Regions from separate parts of the Mus musculus genome. Here region 1 is linked to region 2. A link is a contact called in ENCODE Hi-C or POLR2A ChIA-PET data. All regions are on one chromosome and are shown on one strand. The core of a region is the stretch at or near the end of the contact, and the rest is flanking DNA. Distances in the headings are between cores, read along the strand shown. Region 1 holds the start of Hmga2 (high mobility group AT-hook 2). Region 2 holds the start of 4930471E19Rik (a long non-coding RNA gene).

Evidence for each region. Hi-C counts contacts between places; a loop is a spot of excess contacts on that map. ChIA-PET counts read pairs that join two places held with the same protein, here RNA polymerase II (POLR2A).
Region 1: POLR2A ChIA-PET joins it to region 2 with 12 read pairs in Patski. The contact joins the promoter of Hmga2 here to the promoter of 4930471E19Rik in region 2. A Hi-C loop is called at or near these places in 1 of 37 maps with a recorded cell type or tissue (Patski). POLR2A ChIA-PET finds 5 or more read pairs at or near these places in 2 of 5 experiments (Patski and embryonic stem cell).

The regions. Positions count from the first base shown.
Region 1 is chr10:120,472,819-120,478,771 of GRCm38, reverse strand. Hmga2 (high mobility group AT-hook 2) reads left to right here and starts at 2,303. Exons shown (of 5, transcript NM_010441.3): 1 at 2,303-2,819; 2 at 5,434-5,520. The coding sequence starts at 2,709.
Region 2 is chr10:120,633,068-120,639,094 of GRCm38, reverse strand. 4930471E19Rik (a long non-coding RNA gene) reads left to right here and starts at 2,988. Exons shown (of 2, transcript XR_003948971.1): 1 at 2,988-4,507; 2 at 5,888-5,964.

The DNA of each region.
Region 1 (5,953 bases), core at 1,054-3,553, 160 kb after region 2:
CAAGAATCAAAACAGAAGCCCATATTATGCGCATGTGTAAAATGCACGCATCAAAGAGTAAATGTACAATCTCTCTCTCTCTCTCTCTCTCTCTCTCTCTCTCTCTCACACACACACACACACACACACACACACACACACACACACACACACACACACAGAGGAAATGTGCAAACTCCTCAGCTAGGAAATGTCAGTGCACTCGTGAGAATGTGAAATTTCAGTCCCTTTGATGAAGATACCATCTTTCAGCCAAGCCCTGACAAAACCTTAGGTTCCTGTTAGACCCCTCCCTCGGTATTCATTTGCTGGGCTCCATCTGGAGGTATGGGGGTCTCTTCCTCTCCATCAGAGCTAAGCGTTCCCAGACTCAACGCCAGCCCTCGGTTCCTGCAGAGCACTCTATGTACAGAGAAGTGTCCCAACTCTGCAAAGGGCAGCTGGAAACGGATTTAAAACGGCAACGCTGACCAATCAGCACAGTCGCGCCCAAGCAGACATTTACACGTGCCTCAAGTACAACGGAACCTGGCAGAGCCTAGATCCCGGCGTTAGGGCTGTAAAGAAGGCGTTTTTATTCCACGGTGTTCCGTATCTTTGTAAGAAAAAAAAAAAAAAACTTCACTGGGTGAACATTTTTATTCTGGAGTCAGTCCAACACAATTTTGGGTGCGATGTGGGAAAATCTGACCCTAAGATTTTCTTTCTTCCCCCTTTCAGATTTGTGTTATTCAAGGATGAGAAAGAGGTGCCTTTTAGAACGTTTTACGCCTTTCAAAAAAGTTGACTGTGGCCACGATGGTGTTCACATAACTTAGAAACAGCCCAGGCTATAAAATTAGGACTTGGCAGAAAGGAATTCTGAGGGAGAAGGTTAAAATGAAGGCAAACTTCAGGCAATTGGTGCGGTGGAAGGATAAGTGATCGGTAATATCCCATAGAGTTATGGGCGTCCCAGCACGGGGGTGCAGCGCCTGCTCCAGGAGTCAGTCCTGGGGGAGGGGACCTCGATAAAGGAGCTGGCACACTCGGTGTTCCTGTGTATAGTGTGCAAGTGTGTGCTTTTGTTGCGAATGTGCTTACTGGCACCATCGTGTGTCTGGTAGTGTGTGCTTAAGCACGGGTTTGTTTGCATGCCTGCTTGCCAGTGAAGTGTGTGTGCGCGCACACATGAATTTTCGTGCAAGCTTGTCTGCGATCACACGCGTGGGCCCGTGTATCTTTGTGCACGCTTGTTTGTGCGCCGGCCCGTGCACTCTGGGGTGAGGGCATTTCTCAGTGGAGCGGGGGGGGGGGGGGGGTCGCAAGGGGCGCTCCGACTCCTTGGTCGCTCTTTTCCCGGGGCTGAAATAGTAGACAGCGGCGGTTGACCCTGAATGCTTCCGGAAACTTCGGGCAACCCTCGGTGGAAGCACAGGTAGAAGCCAAGCTCTCCAGGGTGACTCTGAGATAGTCATTTTCTTTCGCCTTCCTAGGACAGCCGCTCAGGGGTGGCCTCCAGCGGCGATCCGGCAGGAGAGCCTAGGCCCTGTCTTTTTAACCCCACTGCTGGCGGGAGCACGTGAGCCGGGGCTCCGGGTGGCAACCGGGCGCCGCCGCCTTCGAGGCAGTTGTGTTTCGAACGCTGCCTCTGGCCCGCGGCCAGGCGCCTGGGCTCGGCTGTCCGCCTGGCCTGCCCCCTCCTCTTGCTTCTCCTGCAGCCCCCTCCCCTTTATCCGCCCACGATCAGAGGTGGGCACTCCCCGTTCCCGCCACCCCCTCCGCAAGTGCGAGCGCGCGTGTACACACACGCACACGCACGCACACACTCATCCCTCTTGAATCCCGGGCAGGAACTCTGAAAACTTGCAGCACGGGCAAAACTTGGGCTCCGGGTGCAGAGCGCAGAGGCCAGCAGCTTGTCCCTCTGCATCTGTGCAGTGCCGCCGCCTGACCCCGCCACCCGAGGAGGCGCGGTGCCACCCACTGCTCTGTTCCTTGCTAGAGCTGAGCTGGGCGCCCTACCGGATCCTGGCAGAAACTTCCACTCTCTCCTCGGTTTCTGACCGCACTAGTCAGTCTCTATCTCTGTCCCGTTCTGTCTCTTTGTCTCTGTCTCTCTCTGAGTTTCTGTCTCTGTCCCTCTTCTCTGTGTCTCTCTCTGGCTCTCTGCGTCTCTGTCTCTCCTTCCCGCCCCCCTCCCTCTCTCTCCCTCTGGGGTGGGGGAGAGGAGGCGGAATTCTTTCCCCGCCTAACATTTCAAGGGACACAATTCACTCCAAGTCTCTTCCCTCTCCAAGCCGCTGCCGAGCGTCCCAGTACCCGCAACTCCCGAGCCTTTGCGGAGAGAGCAACCCTCTCCGCCTCCAACTCTTCCCTCTCCTTCGCTTCCCGCCTCCTCTCCCTACCTCCACCTCTACCTCCGCCACCCACTGCCCGCAGCGCCTCCTCCTTTCCTCCTCCTCCTCTCCTCCTCCTCTCTTCCTCCTCCCCTCTCTCTTTTTGGCAGCCGCTGGACGTCCGGTGTTGATGGTGGCAGCGGCGGCAGCCTAAGCAGCAGCAGTAGTCCCCGGCGCACTCGCCAGCTCGCCTGCTCTCGCCGCTCTTGCCCTCTCCAGCTCTCTACATCCCGTCTCCCGAAAGGTGCTGGGCGGATTCGGGGCGGCGGAGGCCGAGCGGCTGCAGCGGCGGTACCGGTAGAGGCAGTGGTAGCGGCGGCGGGAGGCAGGATGAGCGCACGCGGTGAGGGCGCCGGGCAGCCGTCCACATCAGCCCAGGGACAACCTGCCGCCCCGGTGCCACAGAAGCGAGGACGCGGCCGACCCAGGAAGCAGCAGCAAGTCAGTACGCCGACGCGGAGGGGCCACTCAGCCCACCCGCGACGCCTCTGCCCCCGGGGCCCCGCGACACGCCGGGCGACCGGAGCGCGGGAGCGCAGCGGCTACGGCAGCGCAAGCTAGCCCGCCTGCCACCCGGGTGTAGGTGGGGCGGGAGACCGAGTTCCCCTGGAGAGTGCGCGGCGCAGTCTCTCCGGGTACCCGCGCTCCCCGGCTCCAAGAGCTGGGGTCCCGCGGCGAGCCGTAGCCACCCGGTGGAGGTGGGGTCGCGCGAATCGTGGACAGGGACTTTCGCTATTGTGCGCAGCCCCGGAGCGGCGCGGCGTGGCTCGGGGGGGGGGCATCGAGCCTCGGGGGTCCCAAAGAATAAAAGCGTCGCTTTGTCAGCCGCTTTGGCGACTGGGGGGACTGGGGAGTTCAGGAGGGGCAGGACTGCGAGTCCGAAGCTCTTAGACCCGCGGCTTTCTCCGGCTTCTCGGGGCCGCCTTCCCGTAGGAGGCTGATGCGCCGCGGCCGCCCCCTCGGTGCCCTCCCCACACTCCATGGCCCAAGGCTCGCGCCCTCCCGACAAAGAACGCGTGCGGAGCCGACTGCCCGCCTGGTGCTCCTCCCGAGGATATTTAAATGCCTGCCGAGCTGCTACAGCCGCCGGGGCTGGCGGGGAAAGGATCCCGGAGGATCCCAGGCCCCCGCGGGCCCGGGAAACGCGCTTCGCCCAGGGAGCTCTGGAAGGAAAGTGCACGGTAGCCAGGGTCGCTTCCCCGCCAGGAGTCGGGTCCCTCTTTGGCTCCTCGATCCCGCTCCTCTGAGCAGCCCAAGTTTTAGCTTCCTCTTGGGCGAGTGGCTGGGGGCTGGGAAGGGACGGTCGAGGGGCACCCAGGACCCCGCGGAATGGAGGGTTTTGTCTGCGGATGCAACCAATTAAGAGTGCAAGCCGGCTGTTGCAGAGTTGTGCGCAGCGCCCAGGGCCGGGGGCGGGCGGGCGGGCGGGCAGGGGGTTGGGACGTTCGCAGCAATTTCCAAGCCTAAGGACGCGTCTATTGAGAACAGTAAAACTCCCTTCCCGGCCTTTAAAAAAAACCAAAAACTTCCCATTTTTTCTTTTGCTTTAAATCGCTTCCCTCGGGCCAATAGGCGGATTAGAAAATAGTCCTAAATTGCCCCCGTAGAGCTAGGTGGGAAATCGAAGAAAGTTTGTTGGTGTGTTTTAGAAAAACAAGGAGTGTACCTTTTGGGAAATCATCAAAGGAAACAAACTAATCTAGAGGCCGCCGAGATTTCCCGCTCTGCCCTTAGCGACACTTTACAGTGCTTTGGGATCCCGTTTTACACCTCCCAGGAAGTCTCCGCTCTACCCCCTTGCTTCCCACCAGCCACCCAGGTTTTCTGAATCCTACTAATCGCACCCCTCCCCCAAAGGCTAAAGGAAAACGCATTGAGATCCGGAGGCGGCTGGGAGTTTTTACCTTTGAGTGAAGGCCGAGTTCACAAAGAAAAATGTGTTTCCGATGTGTTTGCTCTAAGTGCCCACTGGCGCTGGTGTCCAATGGAAGTTTCTAAGCACCCCCCTCCGCTCTCCCCCTCCCCCGCTCTCTAGCTTGCGAACTTCCACGGAGAACGCTCCGGAGTTGTAATTAGTCTCGTTTAAGCACCCAATCTGAATGAAACGAGAGTAGATGATTCACCGGAGAGACGTTCAGCGTCCGCGGCAAATCTATCGCTTTTTCTTAATTGCCTGAGTATTGGCTACTTAGCCTAGCACCCAATAAAGTCAAACGTTAATATACCTGGTGACCTCGTGGCTGTTTCAATTTCTCTTTCCCAGATACTTGGATTTTTCTCCCCACTACCCCGTTTTTCTTTCCAGTCCACCCCCCCCCTCCCGCCCAAAAGTCTCTTTAAAAAAAGGTTTGAGGACAACATGTTTATTTTTGTAAAAAGATATTTAAATTTCGACTGAAGATCATGCCTGTCTCTCCAAAAGGAAGTGGAGAATTGAAGCAATTATCTAGATAATTCAAGCAAAACCTTCCACCTCAGATTTACCATAATTATTTGGAAATTTTAGGGGGTGTGGAATTATTCTGAGCTGAAGAGTTTGGATAATCGCTCCAATATTTCACTCAGACTGTGTGGGTTGAATCCTAAACCACCTGGAACACAGGCACATAGAGGTGACTGCAGCCCATGCTTTCTCTCTCTCTCTCTCTCTCTCTCTCTCTCTCTCTCTCTCTCTCCTATCTTTCCATCTATTTATGACAATTTTTGTTGTTTAGAAATACGTAGCAGTAGTCATATAAAATGTTTATTATGTAGATTCTACTTTGTACCTTTAAAAACATGTGCTTTTCTAGACTGTGCAGCTTGACCCGGGGCTTGCCATCCTTTTGATTTTGAAATATAATCCAGTTTTCACATGTAGAGTAGCTTCCTCCTTAAACACTGGTGTTCAAACTACGGCTCTGTGTCCCCTTTTGTCAAGGCTGTACCACCATCCTTCTCGAATGACTTCCAGCAGGTTGGTGAAGCAGTCCAGGCAGAGAGCACAGCCAGAGTCAGGGTGAAGTTCTTTCAGCCGCTCTAGCCACAACAGCTTTTCTCTCCTCTTTACAATCAGGAGCCAACCTGTGAGCCCTCTCCTAAGAGACCCAGAGGAAGACCCAAAGGCAGCAAAAACAAGAGCCCCTCTAAAGCAGCCCAGAAGGTGAGAATTCTCATGTCAAGTTCTTCCAATGTTATCAATGACTTCCATGTAAAGTTTCCATTCTAAATCTACAATATGAGGATTGGTCTCAGCTGGGTAACCCAAGACATTTTTTTTTTCCTGTATTTGTTAGATGGGTCTTAACCTTTTTCCCTCCCTCTTGTGCTGAGGCTTAGCTTAAAAGCTTCTTGACGCTACAGTGTTTTAGACAAACAAAAAGCCATCAAACAGTGTAAACCTGAAGAGGTGGGGGAGGATGGGGGGAGGGAGGGCTGGGTGGGACAGGGGCAGAAATGATATTGTTAATATTTACTTCCATGGTGAGCTAGTTGAGAATAAATCAAAGCTGGAGATTTTGACAGGTGGTGATATTCCTGCAATTTCCTCTGGGGAAAACATAATTGAGATTAATTTATTCAGTGCCTATTTACAT
Region 2 (6,027 bases), core at 1,739-4,238:
GGGAGCCGCTGCCCAGGGCACTGAAATGTGGTCCACAGGTCTGATACCCACAAGAAAAGAAAATGAGTGAGATTTTGGATTGCTTGCTTTATAAGATTTCTACCAGTTCCAAGATTGGCTAGAAGTTCTACATTGAATTTAGTTATTCTGTGCAACACATATTCCTGAATAGCCCCAGAGGCTTAAAGCAACAAACAGGTATTTGACATACCATTATCAACACAGAGTGCTAGACCCTGCCCTCAGCTCTACCTGTGTGCACTCACTATAATCTCACAGCAGCTTCACCAGTGGATGTAGAGTCATTACCTCTGCTCCCCACTGTTTTGTAATTCATCTGGAAGGTCATATAGTTCTGGAGTTGGTACACGGAGGATGCGGTCTGTGTGTGTGTGTGGTCCCCACATCCGAAGCCTCCTCTGATTTGCTGATCTTTGTCTCTTATTTTTCTTTTCAGCCTGGTCTCCCGCAGCACTTCTCAGCTAATGGAGATTAAGGTTTGGCTCTCATGCCTACACTCATTAGAAGGAATTCTCAAGCATTTGTCTAAAATGAAGTCATCTGTGTGCTAGGCACTCAGCATTCATTGATGAGAAAATACAGACACAGTCCCTGCCTCCCCTGTGTGTGCACTGTAGTGTGAGCAGCAGACTCATACAAGGTACCAGACACGTTGATATTCAAGGTATTTATTTAAAACCACTGAGCTGCTAAGGAAGGTCAGAACTGAACATTACAGCAAACAGCCAGAAGGAAGCCAACAGGGCGCTGTAGTTGACACTTCTGGAGGGACTCTTCAGGCTCAGGACCGGCACTGGAATCTATCTCTTACTTTAACTAAGACCTAAACAAGGAGGGGAAGCCTAAAGATAAAGCCAGATTCACAGCATTTAAACAGGGAGAGATGAGGCACTCTTTAATCCAGGCCTCTGCGCAAACCCTTTCCAACAGGGAACAAAAGGAGTTAACTGTGCAGTGATAAAGACAAAGAGAATGGGTGGAAAGAAGAAGGAAGGGAGAAAAAGAAGAGAGGGGAGGAGGGGAGGGGAGGGGAGGAGAGGGGAGGGGAGGAGAGGGGAGGGGAGGAGAGGGGAGGGGAGGGGAGGGGAGGGGCCAGAAGGGGAGGAGAGGGAAGTGGGAAGAGAAAGGGGGGACAAGAGTGTGGGAGAAGAGAGGAGGGGAGGGGAGAGGAGAAGAGGTGAGTGGCCAGGAGGGGAAGGGAGGGGAGGGGAGTAGGGAAGGAAAGTGGAGGGGAAAAAGAGGCCCAAGAGGGTGGGAGAAGAGAAGAGGGCAGGGGAGGAGAGAGGAGGGAGGGGAGAGGAAGGGAGGGAAGGAGAGAGGAAGGGAAGGGCAGGTAGGGAAGGGATAGGGAGAAGGTTGCAGTCTCAAAGAGTGAATGCAATTTCACATGATAAAAGGTGGAAGGCTTGGCTGATCCAACTAAGAACATTGAACACTACTGCAGTCAAGTTACACTATCAACACACACCCCCCCTTAAAAAAAATCTCAGCAACTGAAGGCACTTAGTCTCAGAAAACCAAGGTTGGAAGTGTGGGGACAAGTCAAGAGATGAATCTGGAAGTCAGCGTGGAGCAGCGGAGGAGCCCAGACTCCCCTTCCCTGCTCTCTGGCAGCTGTTGGCCCTGCCAGGACTCCTGGGAGGTACTGTTCTCCACTTCCAAGCTGCCTGGCTCAGAGAGAGTGGTGGGGCAAGGGAACGGGGACGGGGACTGGAGCACAACTATCCTGAAAAATCACAAATCCTATATTCATTGAAGGGAGAGAGGCCTCTGGGTGAATGGGTGCAGGCCAGAGGAGGACATGGAGTCAGGGGTGCTGAGAGCACAGGCAGCCCCCCACCCTCCCTTCCCCCGTGCTTGTGAGCACAAATCATCAGGAGAGGTTGTAAATGCAGCCACGGAAGGGGTTTAAGCCATGGGAGACATTATCTTCTTTAGATTTAAAAAGTTACTCTGGTTGTAGAAAGGATGGATGGCTATACATTTTGCTGGGTCTTCTCATTAAAAAATCATGTATTCCAGGCCCTTGGAACAGAAAGCACCTTTGAGATCAGTTAGCCCAAACCATCCCCTTTCAAAGATAAGCAAACTAAGATGTAAGAAAATTTATGATTTGCACAGGGTCATATAGCTAATAACCGTGTGCAGCTTTTAAACTTGGAGTGGGGAGGTGACAAATGACACTTTTAAGAAATCTTTCCAGGCTCTGTTTCCCTTGGCCAGCCGTGGTGTCTCCCTCTGTTCAACTCTCATCTCACCTTCTTCGTCTCTGTTACACTAGTCATTCATTTGTTACCTTGACCGCAGTGCCTTTGATTCCTGCCTCTTGGGAGAGACGGCAAAAGCAATCTCAGGGTGCAGGAAGCATGGCTTCTGATATATCTGTGACCGGCAAAGTGGTGCACCCGTGTTGTTAAGTGAATGGGTGGGTGGATTCTCTCTCCTTATGCTATAAATTAAGTATTCAGTGCCTGAATATGCGTGTCTAGATTTAACTGCTATAATTAAGGAGCTCAACGGTGCTGTCCAGAAAATCAGCCAGACTGGCTGTGGGGTAATTATTATTACATTGCTGGATTCATCGCAGGCACATTTGGCACCCGCACCTAGACACCCGGGCCCGTGTTGAGAACTTGGCTGGAGATGAGGCTATGCACTGTGTTTTGGCTCCCGGTGAAGAAACAAGCTGCAGACCACAGGTCAGTGGTGATCTAAGTCTGTGCCAGGCCTTCAGCACACAGAAGACAAACATGACTCACTGTGTCTGGGATCTCCCCTGCTCACAGACCTTGGTTTGAGGTCTGACGAGGTCTGGAAGAGACTCAGGGGCAGTGCCTAACTCGGAAGGGTACAGATTGTTTTCGCTGCGAGGTGACACACATCAGCGTTGCGAAACAGTGGAAAACTGGCAGGAGAAGATTCGAGCAGCCCTGATGCCTCTGCTCAGATGTCGCTCTCCTCCTGCCTCTCACTCTGGGCTCCATCATTACAGGGAAGCCACTGTGCTTCGTCTGCCCCAGCTGCCAGGCTGTAATGGTTATCTACCGCTGTGAAGTCGGATGTCCACAGTTACTGGCTTTGTGCCACCTCGGTGTATTGTTTGGTCATGGTTCCGTTATCTGGGTGGGGTCCTGCAGGACACTCCTCCAATGTCCTTGTCTTTACCCAGAGCTTCCTCTGAGGCCGACTTCTAGCTAAGACACGGTGGCTTTACTTAGCAGTATGTCACCACATCTGGGACAGCTGACGCTATTGTGACTGGCAGGTCTCCCCCAACCCCTATCTGTTTCTCCACCTGGGCTCTCACACATCATCACATAGCTAGCTATTCAAGGGTCCTAAGAGGAGAAAAACAAAAGTATCCTGCCTCTTAGAGCACCTTTCTAGAACATCCACAATGTCACACTGGCTATAGCCTATTAGTGACACTAAACAGGTACCAGCCTAACTCTAGGGATACAGGAAATCAAGTCCGCATCTTCCTCTAAGGAATGGCAGAGTTTCTGGCCTTTTCCAGTCTCCTCAATTAGCCATGACACTCCTGAGTCTTCACTGAATGTCCCTTACTTCAGAAAAGCCAGGAATCTGGGGCCTGTGCCAGCTGCCTCAACTCCGACATAAGTTCTTCTCCTGTGTTTTTTCTTCAACTTCATGATTGTTTGTGGGCTCGGCTGCTCCCTGGTTTAACGACCACGTGACTTCTACTAGCATAAAAGTCTGTGATGTGCAGGAAAGAGTCAACTGGTGGGGCAGAGGGAGACTTCTCTCAAGGTTGCTGCTATTCTTGCAAAAGCAACATGCAAGCCTTGGCTGATACCTGGGAAAACTGGGCCTGGGGGGGCGGGGCAGGGGATCAGGGTCTAGAGAAACAGATCCAGTAGGATGAGCATATATGCAGAAAGATACATATCTATATCTTTTGATCTATCTATCTACACACATGTATGTATGTATGTATGTATGTATGTATGTATGTATGTATATGACACCAACTAACAGGATTGCAAATCACCAACAGTGATTCCGAAATGTACAGAGTAGTTTGGTGAGCTTTAGACTCAGGAGAGAAGCCCCGCAGTTCCAGCCCTTGGGCTGGCAGGGTGAACTGACCTTACTTAAGTCCAGGAGCAGTCTTGCTCAGGGAGGTGGCCTGGGCTTGGTCTCTGGCTCACTGGGTAGGGCTCATCTGTATTATTTCTAGCCACAAAAAAAAAAAAAAAAAAAAAATCCACTGGTGTGAAAGTTTATCTCTTTCTAACCCACTGGTGTGAATGTTTATCTCTTTCTAACTCACTGGTGTGAATGTTTATCTCTTTCTAACCCCCCTCTGAATCAATGAAAAGGAGCTTCGGCCTTGTGCCTAGCATTTGCCACAACCGAGAAGAACGCCATGGTGTGTCAACTGCATAAGGATTGGTTCAGACTGAACACCTGTGCTCAGAGTACCAAAAGGAATAGAGAAAGGAGTCTCCAGGCTGGAATCTCGGTAAGTGCTGGGTAGGGTCTGTGTGAAAGGCCCACAGTCAAGCACCTAGGCACCAAGTCCTGTGGGGGGGGGGGCTCCCTGACAACCCCCTCTTTCCTATTTGCTGTCAGAACTTATTGCCATAGAAATGGACCCATCTTAAGGGATACGCCTTAGTGAGGGCTCCTGGAAATTTGGCCTTGTTTTCTGCTGAGTTTGACCCAAGGACCTTTTGCCCTGGCTGAGTTTGTCTTGTATCTTTGTGGTGTTAAGAATCTTCACCACAGGTAGGACTTTCCTGCAGGGATTCCCCCCCAGTCTCCCAGGGCAAGTAGATAATGGCAAATTGTTGGCACAGGATATCACCAATTGTTAAGGCAACTGACACAAGAATATCATATCTCATATATTTGAAATTACCTGCAGACAGATTCTGTCTTAAATGTGCAGCTCTGCACTGTCGATGGGGGGAGGGGGTTGTCAATGTGGCCTCTCATTTAGAGGGTATTCTTGGGCCACAAATGAGGATGGCCATTTGAGAGGGTGGCGCGTTTGAATGAGAATAGAACATGGAGGTGGTGGGGCCTAGTGGCAGAGAACATTTTAGACCCTGGAGACATGGTTGGGTCTGGATTACGATTGTCCTGGTTGTAACACCATATGAACGTCAGTTTCCAGAACTGTAAGCTGGTTGGGAAATGCTCCTGAATATTATCTGTTAACTGCTTACCCTATCCTGGGGAGTTTCTGTATGAACTCACTTAAAACTCACCACAGTCCTATCCAGTAAGCATTATTTTAAACTGTGTTGGAAACTCAGAAATACGGAGGCAAGGAGGGGGTTGGGGTTGGGAGGGGGAGGGTTTTGAGGGAATTGTGCTAATACCCACAGCATTCAGGTACGGGGGTAGCAACAGGGGAGATTAAAAGAATACACACATACTAGCTAGGGGATCTATCAAAGTATCAAAACCATTTGAAGAATACAAATGGTCACATTTGAAGACAGAAGAAGGAAGAGATGGAAACAAGGTTACTACTTGCACGAAGCCCAGAGGTGGTCCAGAGCAAAGTGCATCCTGTACACAATATGCAACTAGCTGGATGCTCTGCTAAATTCCCCTCCATGCTTGACCTTGGGCTAGGAACTTCAAGTCACCACACAGGGAAAGGACACTGAACCCTAATAGGAGCTGTGAGCTCGTGCTGGAGTTGAAAGGATCTCGACCACTATTTTAAACTTATGATCTGGAGCTGTGGCTGTCCAGAGTCTTAGAAACCCTGGTTAGCGTTACTCACGGCAGTATTAAACAGCCCCAGTGACCCTCATAGCTGATGGTCGGGATGAAAGGCTGAGGAAAAAGAACACTGGTTTAAGAAATGACTACTGTCTTTTTCTAGGAATGGGAAAATGACCAGTATCGCTTGAGAGCCGGAGACTTGCTGCATTAGGCAATGGAGAACAGCTGGATGCTTGGGAAAATAAGTCCTGTTTTCACTCGCAGTGGCTCTATAAATCCACACAGGCTAGGAATGGAGAA